Regions from separate parts of the Homo sapiens genome. Here regions 2 and 3 are each linked to region 1. The links are chromatin contacts, found by Hi-C or POLR2A ChIA-PET in ENCODE. All regions are on one chromosome and are shown on one strand. Each heading gives the region's core, a stretch centred on a gene start or an enhancer-like site at or near the end of the contact. The rest is flanking DNA. Distances are from core to core; before and after follow the strand shown. Region 1 holds the start of ADA2 (adenosine deaminase 2). Region 2 holds the start of BID (BH3 interacting domain death agonist). Region 3 overlaps MICAL3 (microtubule associated monooxygenase, calponin and LIM domain containing 3).

Region 1 (4,365 bases), core at 1,564-4,063:
ATGTGGCGTGTGCCTGTAATCCCAGCTACTTGGGAGGCTGAGGCAGGAAACTTGCTTGAACCCAGAGGGCAGAGGTTGCAGTGAGCCGAGTTCGTGCCACTGCACTCCAGCCCGGCAACAGAGCAAGACTCCACCTCAAAAAAAAAAAAAACACACACACACACACACATATATATAGAGAGAGAGACTCAAATAAAATGGATTAAAGTTAAAATAAATAAATAAATAACAAATATAACCAGAGCACAAGATCATAAGACATGCTTCAAACTGAGAAAGAAACCAAAACAAAACACACAGAGATAAGGAACTGAGAGGAAACAAAGCAACACAGGAAATAAAAGAAAAACCTGAAAGAACTGTAATTAACATCCTTAAAGACATAAAACATTGTGTGTGTAAAACAGGAACAGGAGGTGATTAAAAAAATGAGAATTAGAAAGAACTTTCAGAAATTAAAAACAGCAAAGCCGAATGTTTAAAAATTTACTAGCAATATTAAAAATGAAGTTAAAGAAAATATTTTTAAAAGTAAAGCAAAATAGGAGAAAAGAAAATGAGATGATTATTGGTTGAAGAAATCCAACACCCAAATAACAGACATTTCAGAAGGAAAAAGAAAAAAAAAACAGGTGAAGGAAATAAGCCAATAAGGAATACAAGAAATTGCCCCAGAACTGACAGTCTTTAGATTGAGTACCTTGCACAGCACAGTCAATCATTCTGTGGCCACACCAAGGTACAGCATCTTGGTATTTCAGAGCATTAGCATTAGAAAGGATTATCAAAACTTGCAGAGAGCAGCCAGTTCAGGGTGGCAACGAGCAGGGACTGAAGGAAGGAAATGTATTCAGCATCTCCTCACACAAGGCTCTATGCTGCTCCTTTACCTGGGTTATCTATTTGAATTACATTTAAGAAGGGGCAGTGGCTCATGCCTATAATCCCAGCACTTTGGGAGGCTGAGGTGGGCAGATCACTGGTGCCCAGGAGTTCGATACCAGCCTGGGCAACATAGCAAAACCAAAATACAAAAATTAGCCAGGCGTGGTGTATTGAACCTGTAGTCCCAGCTATTCATGAGGCTGAGGCATGAGAAGTTCTTGAACCTGGGAGGCGGAGGTTTCAGTGAGCCTAGATTGCACCACTGCACTCCAGCCTGGGTGACAGAGCAAGACTCTGTCTCAAAAATAAATACGTAAATAAAATTTTTAAAATGAAAATAAAACGATTGTTTCTCTACACTTGAAAGTATGATACAGCATACTGGAACATGTCAAGACTGTAAATTAGGAGACCTTAGGAACAGCCTCAAATTAGTATCATTCTAACTGTGCAACCTTGGGCAAATCACTAACGTCTCCAGATCTCAGTGTCCTCACCTACAAAAAAGGTAACTTGGACAAGATCAGTGGTTTTCCAAGTGCAGCATGAATATCATCAGTGGCATAAATACAATCTTAGGTGGCTCACAAATGGATAGGGGTTATGTTGACAGATAGGTAATTTTAAAACATGTATTAGCACATCAAACCCATGATATCGTAACTATTATTGTTTTTGTTGAAAAATTTTTAAGTTAAAGAAAAATATTAAGTAAATAGAGGTGCAAGGATATGACAAAAATGGAAAGTTTGCTACTCATTAAATCATTTTAATATCCAAGATTCTTCCCAGCTCAGTTATTCTGTAGTACATCAGATAGCAAAGAAAATTTTAAGAAGGAACTAGTATCAGCAATATGCAGTTATGGCAGAAGCTGTACCCCCAAAATCAGAGTGCTGGACGTCAGCAGAACCCCTTTAACTTCATTAAGTCCTTGACTCTCTTTTTTGACCACGGTGTTTGCCTGCTACTAAAATCTCTAGGGCAGGAGCACGGTGACTTCTATGTCACCATCCCACCTACCCCATGCCACATTCTCCATCAACAGCCCCGCCCCTTGTCCCTGTCTCCCTGGTGACACATAACAAAGGCCATCAAGCTCCCAAATCTTCAACTCCATCCTCTCCAAGAAGGACCCCAAAAGCATTTGTGTCCCAGCAACTGTGAACTTTTCCAGGCTGCCAGACAGAAGTTTATCTAATGGTGGTCAAGACCTGCCTGGTTGAATACTAGTAAAAACAATCCTTATTCACAATTTATTGCTATATCTACTTCATCTTCTCTCCTCCACAAGATTTTCCTTTTACTTTTAAAAGAGGATGCATGAAAACTTCATAAAGTAGTTTGCTTCCAGACTAAGAAGAAAGGAGGCTGGGTGTGGTGGCTCTGCCTGTGATCCCAGCCCTTTGGAAGGCCGAGGCAGGCAGATCACCTGACGTCAGTCGTTCAAGACCAGCCTGGCCAACACGGTGAAACCCCGTCTCTACTAAAAATACAAAAATTAGCCGGGCGTGGTGGTGGGTGCCTGTAATCACAGCTATTAGGGAGGCTGAGGCACAAGAATGGCTTGAACTCGAGAGGCAGAAGTTGCAGAGAGCCGAGATCGTGCCACCACACTCCAGCCTGGTGACAGTGGAGTAGGCCACATGCATCTGTGGTCCTGAGTAAATGCCCTTGGGCCCATTTTCAAAAGCCTGTTGGGAGAAAGCCTGTTACTCCTCCACTGAGAGTCTCAGACCCAGCTCAGATGGAGACAGGGAGAGGTGCAGGTGGATCAAGCCCAAGCTCCGGACTTCCCAGCTACCTCCTGAACCTCATCATCCCACAGCTCCCAAAGGACCCCAGTTACCTCGGAACAGCTCCAGAAACTGAGGGCTGTTTGCTCAGCGCCCCAGCATCTGTGCAGAGCACCGGAAAAGCTCACCAACTGTTTCACTTCCTGTTGGGGTAGGTTTTATTTCCCTCCAGTGTGCACCAGGGATCCAACTAGAGGCCGGGGAGAGGGGCTCTGCAGTGCTGAGGCAGCCAGAGTGGCAAGTGTGTGGCTTACATGCATGCTTGCTGTGTGCATCTGAGTTTGATGTGGGGGGCTTGTGCGCATGTTCATGTGGGTGTTTGTGTGTTCGTGTGTGTTTCGGTTTATGTGCATGTGGGGTTTGTTTTTTTTTTTTTTTTTTTTTTTTTGTAGACAGAGTTTCACTCTTGTTGCCCAAGCTGGAGTGCAATGGCGCAATCTCAGCTCACTGCAGCCTCCGCCTCCCGGGTTCAAGCAGTTCTCCTGCCTCAGCCTCCCGAGTAGCTGGGATTGCAGGCGTGCGCCACCATGCCCCACTGATTTTTTGTATTTTTAGTAGAAATGGGGTTTCACCATGTTGGTCAGGCTGCTCTCGAACTCCTGACCTCAGGTGATCCGCCCACCTCGGCCTCCCAAAGTGCTGGAATTACAGGCGTGAGCCACCATGCCCGGCCGCATGTGGGTTTATTTGTGTTGGAGGGAGGGTGTGTGTGTGTTTGTGTGTACTGTGTCTTTGAAAGGTCCACAGCATGTTGGTTTTGGAAACAAGCACCGCAAAGAGGCACTCCAAAATCTGTTCATGAACTCTGGGAAGTTCTCCTTCCTCAAAATGTGATTGTGGACTGTGGGGCAACCCATTAGACAGAGAGTAAAAAGTAGCTATAATAAAATATATGTTTTAGGGGGGAAATCAGGGATGCGGGGACAGGACAGTAGAGGGGGCAGGAGGTAGGAGACAAGAGCTGGGGTGTGAAGAGGACCAGCAAGAACAACGCTCCAAGGGACAAGTGGAGCAGACAAGGCTCCTGTACCCAGGACGGTCAGAGTCAGACCTCGCTTTGTAGCTGGCCTTAGCACTGTAGCAGTGGGGCCTCGACCAAGTTGTTTCAACTCTCTATACTTCAGTTTCCTCATCTGAAAATGTGGATAATAAAAGCACCCACCACAGAGGGTCCATTGTCAGAATTAAAGGAAAAACACATGCAAAGTACCTGCCACATAGAAAGCTCTTGATAAATATTAGCCATGACTATTCTTAGAAGTAACTATTGGGATGCCTCATCCAAGCCAATTAGAAATGCAGACATGGGAGGCTACACCAGGGACCTCCATGTCACATGCATGGTCTAAAGACTCGATTGCACCCCACTCCTCCCCAGTCCCACTCAAATCTACCCCCAAGACCCCAAATCTACCCCCAAAAGCCCACGGCAGTTTCAGTTCTGCAGCTCCCATACATCTGGAGCCTTGATGCTCCTTTTTGTCATTTTCTCCAAAAAGTACCAAGGTCATTCATTTAATAAACAGGAAGAAATCCCAAAGTGAAAACACAGAGGGGTCAGGGATTCCCTCATCAAGAGTTCAAGACTAGGCTGGGCTCAGTGGTGCATGCCTGTAATCCCAGCACTTTGGGAGGCCGAGGCAGGTGGATCACAATGGAAGGGGTTCGAGACCAGCCCCTACTA
Region 2 (4,115 bases), core at 1,410-3,909, 560 kb after region 1:
AACCCCACTGCGAGGTTTCTGAACCCCTGCCCCGGAAGCTTCCCCTTTCCCACACACGTCACTCGCTGCCTTGGAATCTGGGCTGCCTCCCTCCCAGGGGCTCACAGGGGAGCGAGGCCACAGAAAGGCTCCTTACCCCCAGTGGCCTAACAGGTGTGACATGTGGAGGGGGAATCTGGGCAGTGTGCCTGATGCTCAGAGCTGAGACCCTGAAGTCCAACTCCCTCGGGTGTGACCTTGGACAAGTTACTTAGCCTCTCCTTGCCTCAGTTACACCATCTGGAGAATGGGGATGCTACCCTCGTCTGACCACCGTGATGTGAGCCAGTCAGCACACATCAAGTGCTCCGTGAGCGTCCGGCACACAGGTGCTTGTCTCTGTCCTGTGCTTCAGCTCCATCAGTGTCTTCTTCAGACCTGTCATTGGCTTGGGGCAAGGATATATGTGGCCGCTGAGGGCGGTCCGCCAGGTATGGCAGCCATGGAGCTGCTAATTAGGCCCTGTGAGTGGGAGGCCCTGTGGGGTGGGCAGGGGCAGACGCCCAGCTGCTCTCGGGGACACTCCAGGCCTGTGCTGCCCTCCACAGCCCCAGCTGGAGAATGGTGACCAGATGTCAACGACAGGAAGCATTTCCAGAGGCCACAGCTCTGCAGGGAGGTCTCTCATGGGCTGACAGCCAGAGCCAGCGCTCCGGGTCCCCTGAAAAAACGGGCACAGTCCTCGGTCACGTCGAGGACCTGCTCAGCCCCTCCACTTGGCACCGGAGAGAGGATGACTCACGGCCCTTCTGCCTGGAAGGCAGGCTCCAGTGTCAAATGTCCATCCGCCTCCATCACCCTCATCCATCCTTGTCAGTCCAGGGGCCTGGGCACTGCTGGGGCTCCTGGGCAGACAGTTCCCCCTTGCAAATGAGTGGGACCCTCAGCTCCTTCGATCAGCATCCTCACGTCAGCCGAGCCTGTGAGCACCCCTAAGCAAGGCCTCTGAGCTGGGCATGCGACACCCCTTCCCACCCAGGCACCCTCCCCCTAGAATCCCCCATACCACCCTGGGGCCATGCCCCGCTTCCCTCTCTGGCAAGCTCCTGCACAACCTTGAGACCACCTGACAGCCACCGTCTATCCTGCCCAACCTCCTCAGAAGCACTAACAGCACCTCGCCCCAGCCACGGCAGGTCTCTGCACCCCTCGTCTCAGTCACCACTCTCACATCTCATGAACAGAGACACGAGCTGCTTCCTCATGCTCCCTGTGCCCGTCCTGGGAGATCCCTGCCTTTAAACCCCAGCCACGAACTGCTGACCCCGCATTTCCTCTTCCCTCCCTGGGCAAGAGGGGCAGAAGGGGCAGGGACGCACACCCTGGGCCGCAGGCAGAGGCTTGGCCAGGGTCGTCCTCCCGGCAGTGCCTCCCTGGAGCTCTGTCTACCTCAACTCCTGATGCCAGAGGATCCCTCTGCGCTCCCCACACCCTTAAGACCCCAGCTCAGGGAATCTGGTCTCGGTCATCACTCCCAGGGGACTGCAGGGCCCCAGGACGGCACACATTCAGGCCCAGGAGAGCTCCCCCCATCTCAAAGCCTCCTGTGGGTGGAGATGGAATGTGGAAAAACCGCATCCTCTGCAGCTCCCCCACAGTGAGAGCGAGGACTGAGGGTGTGGATAAGGCTCCAGGAAGGGGGTGCAAGCCTGAGAAGGTGGAAGAGCTCTGGGTGGGTCCATCTGCTCCTCACCTGCCCCAACCCTGCCTGCAGGTGAAGGCCGGTCCAGCCGCAGAAGGCCCAGCCCCCAGCCCACTTACAGAATCCGCACTGTGCTCCTCCAGCCGGCCCGGCCCCTCGCTGCCCACCGAGCCATCATGACCCCAGCACCGCTGCACATTCGTATTTGTTGAATGAATGAATGAACCCTTGCCAGCCCAGCCACTTGGTGGCTGAGGGCTTCAGAGCTCTCCCAGGGTCCCCTGGGGTCATTCAGCCACTCAACAGTTTCCCAGCAGCAGCAGCGAGGATCCGCACATCATTGCCAGTGCTCTAAGGAGCGGGCGAGCCCCAGTAAGCGGCCGCTCTGACCGCGCTTTGTCAGCCCTGAGCTCCGCTCGGGAGGAGCCGGCAGGTGTCTGCGGTGCTGGAAAGACCACGGTGTGGGCGGGGATTCCGATCCGCCGGCAAGGGTGGCCTGCACCCGGCCAGGCCCGCGGGTTTTCTCCTCTCCGGGGCTGGCCTCGGCCCCTCCCCCTCCCCGCGCCCCGCACCCCTCCCCTGAATCCCCAGGCCACGTGGAGAGGACACAACAAAGCCTTCCCCGCCTCCGAGGCGGACCCGACCCTCAGCACCGACCTGCCGGCCGCGCCGAGGAGGGCGCCCGGGCGGAGGGGAGGCGGGAGAGACCCGGCCCTCAGGTCGCTGCTGAGGCCTGGGGCTCTGACCCCCCGCCTCCCCTCCTCTGGCTCCCACCGCGGTCGGGCCCAGGGCGGGCGGCGGGCCCTGAGCTCCACGCCGGGGCAGGCGGCAGGCAGGGGTCACGGGCTGGGGCTCGGCGCGTACCCCGGGAGGGGCGCGGGTGCACTCACCACCCTCCAGCCGCGGGGGCGCGGGCGCGTCCGGGCCGAGGCAGCGTCTCCCAGGCGCGCGGACACGGTCGACTACCCGCTTCCTCCTTATGGCGCCCCGCGCGCTTCCTCCTTCGGCCCCCCACGCCCGGGCCCGCCCCGGCCCGCCCCGGCCCGCCCCCGGCGGCTTGCGGGGACCCGGGGAGCCCGCGCCGGCGCGGGGCTGTGGAGCGGGGCGGGGAGCCGGCAGCGCAGTGAGAACCAGGCTTTCCACCCTTACCCCTTACGCGACTGTTTCAGACAGTGTCGTCCAACTTTAAGTTGGCCACTTACTCCAGCGCCGCTGGGATAATTCCTAATGATTCTCTGGGAAACATTCAGAATCCCCAGGCTGTTTCTGGAACAGTCTGGGGTGGTCATTCTAGGTCCTCACGGAACCAGGGGTTTGGAAAGTGGGTGAAGCCATGTGGGTTGCAGAGAATCTGGCCCAGCCCCTCACCAGTCCCTGTGCTTGTTGTTTATTCTTTAATTATTTGGATATCAACTCTGATTTAAAACATCAGTTTAACATATAGATAATGCTGGGACTACAGGCGCACACCACACCCAACTAATTTCTTTTTCAGTTTTTAGTGGAGGTGGTGGGGGGGGGGTCTCCACCTCTGGAGGTCTCAGGCTGGTCTCGAACTCCTGGGCTCCAGCGATGCTTCCCACCTCGGCCTCCCAAGGTGCTGGAATGACAGGCCAGTCCATGCATCCCCGGATGCAGCTCTCACCGGCAGTGCTGCTGCAGAGCCCTTTGTGGGCGTCTTCACTTCTCTTGAGTGTGATACCTAGGAGTGGAAATGCGAATCATAGGGCTGGACGAGCTTCATGGTATTAAAAACTGCCTGCTTTCCAAGGTGATGCACACCGTTCGGCACTTCCACCAGCCCTGTTGGAGCGTCCAGTTGCTCTGCGCCCTCGCGTGGGCTCACTCCCTGAGCCCACTGTGGCTCCTCCAGACGCCCTCACTTCTACCCGGGCTCCCTAGACTCTTGCCTCTTTTATAAAAGGTCAGAGGATGTCACTCACGCTTTAACATCCTCTGAATAAAAGCCAAGTTCCTTTCAGTGGCCCGCAGAGTCCCACGCGACCTGCCCTGCTCTAAGCAAATCCTACCCTGTCCCTGTTCCTCCTCGGCAGCCCCATGGCCTCTGGCTTTCACCAGGCCTCACTTCATTTTCCTCCACAGCCAGCATCGCAGCATGACATACCACGGAGTCGTTTGTGTGTGTGTTGCCTACCTCCCCTCTCGGAATGTAGCCTCCACGAGGACAGGGGCTTGTTTCCTGCATGCTCTTCACTCGGGCTGGGCACTCTGGGGGGCTAACAAATGGAAGATCCTGTGAGCAGGGAAACCGTCAGATGGCATTAGGGGCCGGTGCCCTGCAGAAGACGAAAGGGAAACTTCATGGACTGAGGCCAGGTCATCTGCAGGGTGGTGTTCAAATTCATGGTACAATGTCAGCAGGCGCCCAGATGGGAAAAGAGAGGGACGTGCACCTGGGCACAAGAAGCTGCAG
Region 3 (4,299 bases), core at 1,214-3,713, 580 kb after region 1:
TGGAACCTGACTGAGCATGCATGGGGCGGGGGTGGGGGGTTTATAGTAAATGCTTTGCCTTTTAGGGGGATGTAAGAAATAGAAGACTTGGTTCACTGGTTCTAAGAACAAAGATGCTGTCAAGCTTCTGGCAAATGGAAGTTTTTTGGTTTTTCTCAACATCAGGGTAACGGGTTTCCATCTGTTGCTAACAGGTGCTATAATTTACCACTTCTCAAAGCACTCCTGCGTGCCCTGGGCGCTGGCCACCCCTCCTGAGCTCCCGAGCAGTGAGCGGGTCCTGGTCAGAGGACCCCTCCTCCCTGGAGCACTCTGCTGCGTCTCCAACACTCGGGGGCACATCTGCTCCATCTTTCCCTCTGAAGCAGCACTTCCTTTGGACGTGTGACCCAGGGGTGGCTCTTTAGTGCCACTCGCTTGACACCTGGCGGGCAGGCAGTGCCTGTCACCAAATTTCAAAAAGCAACAGTACACCACCAGGGAGTGAGGCCTGTCCAGAGCAGCGCATGAGATGGGCACGGATGGCACTCTCCGGCTTCAGGGCGCCCTCGCATGCACCACCCACGTGATCCTCACACCGGCCAGGTGTGGCTGCCAGGATGGGCAAATTCAAATGAGGGTTCTGAGGCTCAACGGAGTTAAGTGTGGCAGAGCCTGGAAAAGAAGCCAAATCTTCTTGCCCACTCTGAACTCAGAGCTTTCCCTCTTCAACACAGGCTCCAGGCAAATGTAACAAATGCTGGCGTCTCAGGCAGCTCAAGGAAGAGCAGTCCCACAGACCCTGATCAGAATGTCACACCTGGAAGGGAGGCCCGATGTCCCTTCCTGCCTCGTCTTCTGAAGAGGCCCTGAGAGGGTAAGTAGAGTCTGTTTTGTCTGTGCCTGGGGAGACAGTGAAGGCAGGACCTGAATCCAGGCCTGGCCTTCCTAAGTCGGGGTACCCCCTACACTACCACCTGGCCCTTGGCGCACCCGAGCACCTCACTCCAGGCCCTGCCTCTCATGGGCCCAAGACCCAGTGTGGGGTAGAATGGCCAACAGTGTGGGGGAAAGAGTGGCCAGCTGTAGGGCAGGTCCCCTTCTCTGTACTTGTACTTCTATATTCCCACCTTCTCTCCAACCAAGACTCTTCACCTTGGCACACTGCATCAAGAAGACACCCGGGCAGCTGGAAAAACAAGCAAGCAGATGAGCCCACACACTGAACCTAGATGGTCATCTGGAAGGCAGGCAGGGCCTACCTTAGTCCTTCTGGTACTCGAAATCCAAGAGCCATAGCCCTGAGACTGGGGAGCAGAGGCTTGAGTGCCTTGCTCACAAGGATTAGTGAGGATGCGGTCAGAAAGCTCGGAGGTACGGGGGCTCACACCTGTGATCCCAGCACTTTGGGAGGTGAGGGTGAGATGACTGCTGAACCCAGGAGTTCGAGACCAGCCTGGGCAATGCAGTGAGACCCCGTCTCTACAACAATTAGCTGGGTGTGGTAGTGTGAGTATCTATAGTCCCAGCTACTCAGGAGGCTACGGTGGGAGGGCTGCTTGAGCCCGGGAGGTCAAGGCTGCAGAGAGCCGTGACTGCACCACTGCACTCCAGCCTGGGTGAGTGAGACCCTATCTCTAAAAAATAAATAAATAAGTAATAATAGCCCAGAGGGGCCAAGACAAAGGCCCAACTCTGTTCATAGCCCGACAACCACCAGTGACAATCTGTGTGGCGGTGGGTGCTGGCTTGATGCTCTGCATTTCCGACTCAATCATTCAATTCTGCCTGGTTCTATTTGACCCACTGGCTTCTACATGGATGCTGATATCAAAAACAGCAATATCATACATGAATCATGGCCTGTGGTAAGGATGATGCGGGAGACTACTAATTTATGCCAGAAATGTTTACTGAGCACCCCAAACGCACCGGCCACCAACGCTAACCACGTGGCAGCCAGCAGAGGACGCAGAGGTGGGCACAGCCACAGCGGGCAGGCACGTCGGCGGGCCGTCCTCCAGGCCTGCTGGACAACTGGCCCCGGGGACCTGCCTCATCTTGGTATCCACCTCTGCCCACTAGACAGGCTCCCAGCTCCCCCTGGTTGGACAAAGGCACCATCACCACAGAGCTGGGGAGGTCCCTAAAGCAGTGTCCAGCAGACCAAAAGAGGGCCAATGAGGGAGACTTCTAGAGCCCAGAGGCCCCAGCCTGGAATGCTGCATTTCCCCAGGGAACACGGGTTAGGTCCTGGAGTGTCACCAGACTAGTACCACACACAGAGGTGTAATGAGGAAAATGGGCTTTTTATGAGCCGAGCCACCATTTACAACTCTATTTCCACGTGAAAATACAGAATCCCAAATAATCAGCTTGCAAGCGTTTTAGAATACCAGACTTTCAAGAGGTGGAGGCTGGCCCCACACCCTCCCTTCTGATATGCTGTTGTGTGTTTCACGCACACAGAAACTCTGTAGAGCCCCAAGGTTAACGTCTTCCCCTTTCAGCCACACTTTTGGAACATCCTGCGTAGATAGAGATCATTTTTGGTTTTCAGTTCCCTTTGGTCTCTGAGGATCACGCTCCAAGGCGTCAGGGACAGGAAAGAGGCTCGCTTATTCTCAGGCATATTTTGAGGCTCCACTTTCCTGCCTCTCTGGGCAGCCACGTGCAGCCCTTAGCTTACCAGGGTGGACTCTCTGGACTCTCATTTCTCACACTTGTTTTGGCGGTGATGCCACTATATTTACTGCTAACTATAGTACCACTATAAATAATAACATAAATATTATAATGATAAATAGTGTTGGAGCAATGCCTTTTTTTTTTTTTTTTTTGAGACAGAGTCTCCCTCTGTCACCCAGGCTGGAGTGCAGTGGCGCGATCTCGGCTCACTGCAAGCTCCGCCTCCCGGGTTCACGTCATTCTCCTGCCTCAGCCTCCTGAGTAGCTGGGACTACAGGCGCCCGCCACCACACCCGGCTAATTTTTTGTATTTTTAGTAGAGATGGGGTTTCACCATGTTAGCCAGGATGGTCTCGATCTCCTGACCTTGTGATCTGCCCGCCTCGGCCTCCCAAAGTGCTGGGATTACAGGTGGGAGCCACCGTGCCCGGCCAGAGCAATGCCTTTTTATTGAACTCCTGTCGGAGACACCAAAGAGCTTTTGTCACCTTTTCCTGGGAAACACAAGGGGAATTACCTGTCATGGCTATGCCCAACTGACTGGATTAAACTTTCAGAAAGCAGCCAAGTGCGGTGGCTCACACCTGTAATCCTAGCATTTGGGATGCCGAGACAGGTGGATCACTTGAGGTCTGGAGTTCAAGACCAGGCTGGCCAACATGGTGAAACCCCGTCTCTACTAAAAACACAAAATTAGCTGGGTGTGGTGGCGCACGCCTGTAGTCCCAGCTACTCAGGAGGCTGAGGCAGGAGAATTGCTTGAACCCGGGAGGTGGGGGTTGCAGTGAGTGGAGATGGCGCCACTGGGTGGGTTCCAGCCCGGGTGACAGAGCCAGACCCTGTCTCAAAAACTTTCACAAAGCAAAGTGCTCAGGGCTGGAATTCCTTGGCGGCTCAGGTTTACGGAGTGGGGCCACCGTAGATTTTCCACTCTGCCTTGCTCAGGTTATGCAGCCTGGGAAGTGTGAGGGAAGACTGACCAAATGTGTTGCTGACTAAGAAGGCACTCGGCTATTCTGAGTCCCCAACCCAGGAAGCCTATTTGGTGGGCACCACCAATGCCATGCTCCTGGCCTGGGGCAGCCTTGGCACTGCAAGGCTGAGGTCCAGTCTAAAACCTCGGGCGATGACAAACACCATGGCCCTGACAGGGGTCCCAGCTGGCTGGTGTGCAATACTGCAGACATGCAAGCAGCTGTCATGACAGGGTGAGGCTGGTCCGGCAGGCCCAGTCTAGCATACACATAGTGGGGCTGGGAGACACCTGGTGCTACACAGACTTAATGCAGAGATAAAGCTCCAGGTTGGGAGGAAAAGTGAAGGCAAAAAACCAAACAAATGCATGTAAGAATTACAATCTAAAACACACAAACACACACACACACGCGCGCTGGGAAACCTCACTCTAAAACACACACACACACACACACACACACACACACACGCGTTGGGAAACCTCGCAGGTTCCAAAGTTCCTAAGCAAAGCAGAACCAAGCTGATGGTGGACTGGTCAGGCAAACCAAGAACCTATCAACATGAAACTCAGAGAAGCAGAGAGAACAGGAAGACGGCTGCTCAGAAGGGCAGGGGCTGGCGTCCCTGCACCTCCATCTCACAACAGCAAGAGGCCAC

Evidence for each region. A loop is a pair of places that touch in the nucleus more often than their neighbours do. ChIA-PET counts read pairs that join two places held with the same protein, here RNA polymerase II (POLR2A). Pooled maps may share reads with other maps.
Region 2: a loop to region 1 is called in a map of CD8-positive, alpha-beta T cell, with 8 times the contacts of the local background. The contact joins the promoter of BID here to the promoter of ADA2 in region 1. A Hi-C loop is called at or near these places in 1 of 168 maps with a recorded cell type or tissue (CD8-positive, alpha-beta T cell), 13 of 37 single-sample maps with no recorded cell type and 8 of 50 pooled maps. POLR2A ChIA-PET finds 5 or more read pairs at or near these places in 2 of 52 experiments (CD8-positive, alpha-beta memory T cell and activated CD4-positive, alpha-beta T cell).
Region 3: a loop to region 1 is called in a map with no recorded cell type, with 8 times the contacts of the local background. The contact joins the enhancer-like site here to the promoter of ADA2 in region 1. A Hi-C loop is called at or near these places in 6 of 37 single-sample maps with no recorded cell type and 5 of 50 pooled maps.

What each region holds. Positions count from the first base shown.
Region 1 is chr22:17,216,622-17,220,986 of GRCh38, forward strand. ADA2 (adenosine deaminase 2) reads right to left here and starts at 2,814. Exons shown (of 10, transcript NM_001282225.2): 1 at 2,735-2,814. RefSeq lists enhancers at 2,191-2,551, 2,392-2,461, 2,472-2,601.
Region 2 is chr22:17,771,810-17,775,924 of GRCh38, forward strand. It overlaps BID (BH3 interacting domain death agonist), which reads right to left and starts at 2,660. Exons shown (of 6, transcript NM_001196.4): 1 at 2,572-2,660. RefSeq lists an enhancer at 1-128 and silencers at 2,169-2,498, 2,529-2,598, 2,619-2,668, 2,689-2,788.
Region 3 is chr22:17,795,873-17,800,171 of GRCh38, forward strand. The region is part of intron 29 of MICAL3 (microtubule associated monooxygenase, calponin and LIM domain containing 3); the gene reads right to left. Among named protein-coding and RNA genes, the nearest start is that of LINC00528, 21 kb to the left of the region's middle. RefSeq lists enhancers at 1-9, 2,300-2,349. Within about 2 kb of position 2,464, at least 5 of the 41 ENCODE cell types and tissues checked have a DNase peak (open chromatin) inside an H3K27ac peak, as active enhancers do.